2 separate regions of the Homo sapiens genome follow, and region 1 is linked to region 2. The links are chromatin loops, found by intact Hi-C in ENCODE. Cell type or tissue: mesothelial cell of epicardium. All regions are shown on one strand. Links, peaks and the distances in the headings refer to the core of each region. The heading gives the core; the rest is flanking DNA.

The links. A loop is a pair of places that touch in the nucleus more often than their neighbours do. Peaks named below come from ENCODE experiments on the same cell type or tissue, not always from the same donor. Only the 100,000 strongest peaks of a DNase experiment are listed, where the experiment ranks them.
Region 1: it touches region 2 in a loop (22-fold over the local background); 2 of 110 quality-filtered maps call a loop at or near these places.

Annotation. Positions count from the first base shown.
Region 1 is chr2:45,471,076-45,474,005 of GRCh38, forward strand. All of the region lies in intron 16 of SRBD1 (S1 RNA binding domain 1), which reads right to left. Among named protein-coding and RNA genes, the nearest start is that of SRBD1, 140 kb to the right of the region's middle. In mesothelial cell of epicardium, for the core only: no CTCF peak of the experiment used is centred there; no DNase peak of the experiment used is centred there.
Region 2 is chr2:45,365,890-45,368,819 of GRCh38, forward strand. No RefSeq gene overlaps it. Among named protein-coding and RNA genes, the nearest start is that of LINC01121, 110 kb to the left of the region's middle. In mesothelial cell of epicardium, for the core only: no CTCF peak of the experiment used is centred there; no DNase peak of the experiment used is centred there.

The DNA of each region.
Region 1 (2,930 bases), core at 261-2,760, 110 kb after region 2:
ATACTGAAAGCACTTAGAAGTCCAGACTAAAAATAAATTCAGTCCCACTCTGATTGTAAGGGAAATCTATTAATGGCTATACATTTTACAACAAATTTTTCCTAATACATATTCACTATAGGGAGTTTGAAAATCAAAAAGTGAAAAAAAATCACATCAACAAGTATCAGTCACCTGCTTAGTTTTTTTTCTTCAATGTAAACACATGCCTACATTTTTAAAACACAAATTGTTTTTATTCTAGAGCAACAACTTTGTTGAAATTTTAAAATACTACAAGAACAATTTCTCACATTATTAAATCTTCCTTGAAAGCCTGTTTAAATAGTTGTATATTTCAACTCATACTATAATTTTAAAAACTATTTTGCTATTGTAGTTGCTTCTAATATTTTGCTATTACAGTAAACTTGTGTATGAATCTTAACAGCAGTTCTTATTGTCTTAGAACTAGCTAAAGGGAGAACTAAAAGAAATGCATTTTTACAAGTGCATTTTAATAGGTATTAACTATTTGCTAGAAATAGTAATTTAGACTTCTACCAGCAGTGTATATAAAATGTTCACCTCACTGTATCCTTCTGACTTGCACAGATATTTTCATCTTATTACAACTTTACTTAATTGTTAGGTTGAAATAATAACACCCTCTAAAATTTGGGTTTCTTTGATAGAGAGAAATTTGTTTCTTCCACAGTAAATGGTATGTAGTGGCTCTTTACATATTTTATGTAAATGTTTTATATAAACCAACTATAAATGTATATAAATCAAGAATAAAACAAAACCTTAATAATATGCAGTTATCACATATACATATATATTTGTGGCAAATAATTTTCCTAATTCATGACATGGCTTTAAAATTATGTGTTAATAAATGACCCAGCAAATCCATTCTGAGGTATACATCCAAGAGAAATGAAAACATACATAAAAACTTGAACAAAAATGTTCACAGCAGCATTATTTATAATACTTGAAAGGTATAAATAATCCAAAAGCCTACCAACTGATGAATGAACAAAATATCTCACACACCCACACCCACACATACACACACTGGAATACTACTTAGCCATAAAGAAGAATGAAGTACTGATACATGCTGCAATGCAGACCACCTCTGAAAACATTATAAGTGAAAGAGGTCAATCATAAAAACCCACATATTGTATGATTCCATGTATATGAAGTATCTAGAGGAAAATAGATTAGTGTTGTCTGGGGCTGGTAAAGAAAGGACAACGGAGAATGACTGCTAATGAATGCGTTTCTTTTTGGGGTGATAAAAATGTTCTATTTTCACAACTCCATGACTATACTAAAAAAATCACTGACTTGTACATTTTAAATCAATGAATTGTATGATGTGCAATTATGAACCAATAAAGCTGGGTTTGTCTTTTTAAGAGATGGGGGGGTCTCACTATGTCATCCAGGCTGGAGTGCAGTGGCTATGCAAAGGCATGATCATTGCTCACTATAGCCTTAAACTCCTGGGCTCAAATGATCTCCTGCCTCAGTGTTCTGAGTAGCTGAGGCCAGGTGCGTGTCACCATGCCTAGCTTCAAGCTGTTTTTAAAATGTATATATTAATATGGTATGGTCTACTAAGACTCCTGCAAAAACAGTGAATTTGTCTCATCTAATTTTTAGAAAAGTTTGTAATATGCATATTTCTTGAAGCTATGCTGTTAGGTAACAGATTGCTCAGGGCAATCATACTTTCTTGGAAGACTGTTATTAACATGAAATATCTTTCTTTTTCCTATTTCATGATTTTGCCTTAAGTTCTATTTTGTCTAAGGTCAACATTGCTATGGCTGTCTTTTTCATTTATGTGGAATATTTTAATCCAAATCTTTAATATCAAGGTTGTTTTTTTTTTCTTTAGGAGTGTCTCTTGCACATATGTAAGTTAGAGCTGTACTTTATTTTTTAAAGTCTTAAGTTCTATTAATAGGGGAAGTTAGCCCATTCACTTTTAAATACCTATTACTTATTCCTATCTCCTTATATTTTGTTGTTTATTTCCTATACTTTCTTATTTTCTTTTCTCTACCTTTGGATGAAATTATAAACTTTTTACATTTTACTCTCATGATTTATATTAAATATCTTATTGGTGGTTGTTCTTCATATGTTTCAGGTTATATTTTTAATCAAATTCTAGAGTTAATTTATATCTGAATCTTTTTCCTGAAAAAGAATCTTAATACTTTTTATCATTTCTTTTTCTTCTACTCTCCCATGTTGAACTGATCTGATCTAGACTTAAATATTTAAAGATTAACATTATAGATTTTAAAAACTATCAGGCTCAACTATACATTTTACTGTGTGTACATGTTTCCCATGTTATGTCTTTCCCTTCTTTGGACACTCCCCTGCTTTTTGGAAGGGAGTACTTCCATCAATTCTTTCAAAGAAGGTGTGAAACAATCAGAGAAGGTTCAAAATTGTTTTTATTTTCCACTCACACTAAATTGATGGTTTGCCTGATTTAGAATTATGAGTTCAAAATGTTTTTTCCCACAACTCCACAACTACTGCATTCTATCTTCTATCATTTATTTTTTATCAATAATAGGACTGTTGTCAATCTCATTCTTTCCTTTGCAGATAAACTGTTTGCTCTCTGAATACTTTTAGTCAGTTCCTCTTTATCACGTATTCTGAAATTTCATAAGCAGGAATTTAGTGTTGGCCTTTTGTTATTCTTTACTTCTGCATTCATAAGGTGTTTTCAGAAGACTTGTCTGTCTTCAGTTCAGGAAAATTTCCTATTACTTCTGTGATTATAACTCCATACTATTTCAATTTTACATCAGATGAACGCTGAAGGTTTAGAACGTCCTCTGTATCATGTGACTTTTTGTTCATGCTTTCCACCTTTTTCAGTTCAAAACTGCATTCTGAAGGAATTC
Region 2 (2,930 bases), core at 129-2,628:
TTCTGGTTTTGGTATCAAGGTAATGCTGGTTTCATAGAATTAGTTGAGAAGTATTCCCTGCTTCAATATTTTAAAAGTGTTTGTGTAGAATTAGTATTGTTAACTGTTTGGTAAAATTTCCCAGTGAAGCCATCTGGACCTGAAGTTTTCTTTGTAGGAAAGTTTTAAACTATAAATTCAACCTCTTTAACAGATACAGCACAATGCAAATTACCTATTTCTTTTTGATTGAGCTTTGGTAGTTTGTGCTTTCATGGAATTTTTCCATTTTATCTAAGTGTTGAACTGATTGCCATAAAGTTGTTATTTTACTCTTTTTCTATCTTTTTAATATGAATAGCCTTTGTGGTTATGTTAACTCTCTCATTCCTGACAATGAAAACTTGTGTTTTCTTTTTTTTTTTTTCTCATCAGCCTGGGTAGAAGTTCACCTCCTCCCTGAGCCCCCCAACCTCCCACCCACCAAAAGAATCAGTTTTTGGTTTCACTGATTTTCTTTACATTTCATTGATTTTTGCTCATGTATTATTTTCCTTCTTCTGCTTATTTTGGCTTCATTTGCTCTTTTTTTTTTCTTTTTTCTCTTTTTTTTTTTTTTTTTTTTTTTTTGAGGTGGAGTCTTGCTCTGTCACCCAGTCTGGAGTGCAATGGCGTGACCTCAGCTCACTGCAACTTCCACTTCCCAGGTTCAAGTGATTCTCCTGCCTCAGCCTCCCGAGTAGTTGGGATTACAGGCGCCCGCCACCACACCTAGCTAATTTTTGTATTTTTAGTAGAGACAGGGTTTCACCACGTTGGCCAGGCTGGTCTCGAACTCCTGACCTCAAGTGATCCTCCCACCTCGGCCTCCCAAAGTGCTAGGAGTATAGGTGTGAGCCACCGCACCCGGCCTGCTCTTCTTTTTTTAGCTTCTTAAGGTAGAAGTCAAGATCACTGACAGGACTTGAGGGCAAGAATCCCAAATAGAAGGGTAGTACATTTTGCATAAGTTTTCCTTTCAGTGAATCTGCTGATCTTAAAAGCTTATGTATAAGAGTTGAAGAAACAAAGCAAAGAGCAGCAGCTTAGAACCTGGGAATCCAGGTGAGTCTTCCAGCAATCTCTCAGGCTAGGTGACAGAAATTAGAGATCAGTTCCTACCAATGAGGAGAGGCCCTGGTGTACCTTCCAGGCTTCCTGTTAAGATGCTGGAAGAGTAACAGCACAGGTGTAAGTTGGAAATACAACAGCATGCACAAAGGACTGAAACTCAGCTTCAAATGAGCTCATTCCAGACTGGATTAAAGTGATCTATTCCTACTCTGCCTATCTGCCAAATAGTAGTAAATATCTAGAAAACGAAAACACTGGCCAGAGACTCAAATTACACTTACAATTTTCAAATATAGTATCTGGCATTCAATCAAGTAATTACCAGACATGCCAAAAGATAGGACCAGTTGAACAAAACCAAGGAATAAAACAGACTTGAGAACAGACTCACAGATGATACAGATTAATTAGAGTTATCAGGCATAACTTTAAAATAACTGTGATTAATTTGTTCAAGACAATACTGGGCACAATGGAGAATTTCACTACAGAAGAATTATCAACAATAAAAAGAATAAAATGTAAATTCTCCACCTGAAAAACACAAATTGTTGAAATTAAAATTTTGCTAAAATTAAAAACTGAATAGACAATGAAGAAAAGAGGATTAACTAAAGGACAGGTCATTAGAAGATATCCAGAGTGAGCAGAGACTTAAAAAGGCTGGTTTCACCAGTATATGCAAATGTTAAAACTAATCAAATGGCACACTTTCAACATATGCAATTTATTGTATATCAGTTATTCCTCAGGCATGTATTGTTGCTACAATGGAACAAGAATCATGGTGGCATCATATTTCTTTTCTGTGAAATCATTTTCTAGAAGACAACAGAGCAATAATTTGAAAATTCTCAAAAACTACTACTTTCATTCTAGAATTCTACGATTAACTAAATTAGCAATTATGTGAGGACTGTTTTTAAACATGCAAGTCGCAGAGTATTTACATCCTGGGCACATTTTTTGAAAAAATCTTAATAAGGTATCATAAATAGAAAATGGAGTACAAGAAAAAAGACTGAAGCTTCAAGAAACAGTGACACTTACCTAAGAGTGTGACAAAAAGAAATTCCAGAATGACAGATAAGCAGTAGGCTTGGAAAGCAACTAGTTCCAACTGGACCACGGAAAAGTTATCTTACAGAAGACAGTGAGTTTTATCAAAAGGTTGTATGGTGAAGAAGATGAATGTTTTAATGTTATGGTGAATGTATGTATTGTATATATTAAAATTAATGTGTATAATGTATATATTGAAAATAAAGAAGAAAGGTAATTAAAAGCCTAGGTGGGCACTGTACAAGAAATGTGAAGCAACTAAAATAAAGTACAATTTTCTCTGTGCATAAGAAAGATAATTAATTTAATGTGATACCTGGAACATTCTCCTTCAAGAGGTAGTGACATAGGATTCTGTTTCCTTCTCTGAGGTTCCAATAACACTGTTTGACTTCACAATTCACCATATTTTCACAGTCCACTGTATATGTTCAGTGTATAATAATTTAATCAAATGCTATTTTTTTCTAGTTATAGTTACAGAGAAGAATATAAATGCCTTAAATATCAATGTTGTAAAAATAATGAAATACTAGCAGATGTTGCAAAGTAAAATTAGAGAAAGAAGGAAGAAGGAACTGTAAATATGCTTATTTTCTTACTTTACAAAGTGATATACATATATACCTATATTTTATATATATACATATATATTCTAGATTGGCAAAAATAGAGGTTTAAACATATTAGGTAAAATTTGAAAATAACCAAGAGAAGAACTAGACTATTAATAAAATTATCCGTCTCTCATTTTAAGACGGAGAAATATTTCTCTG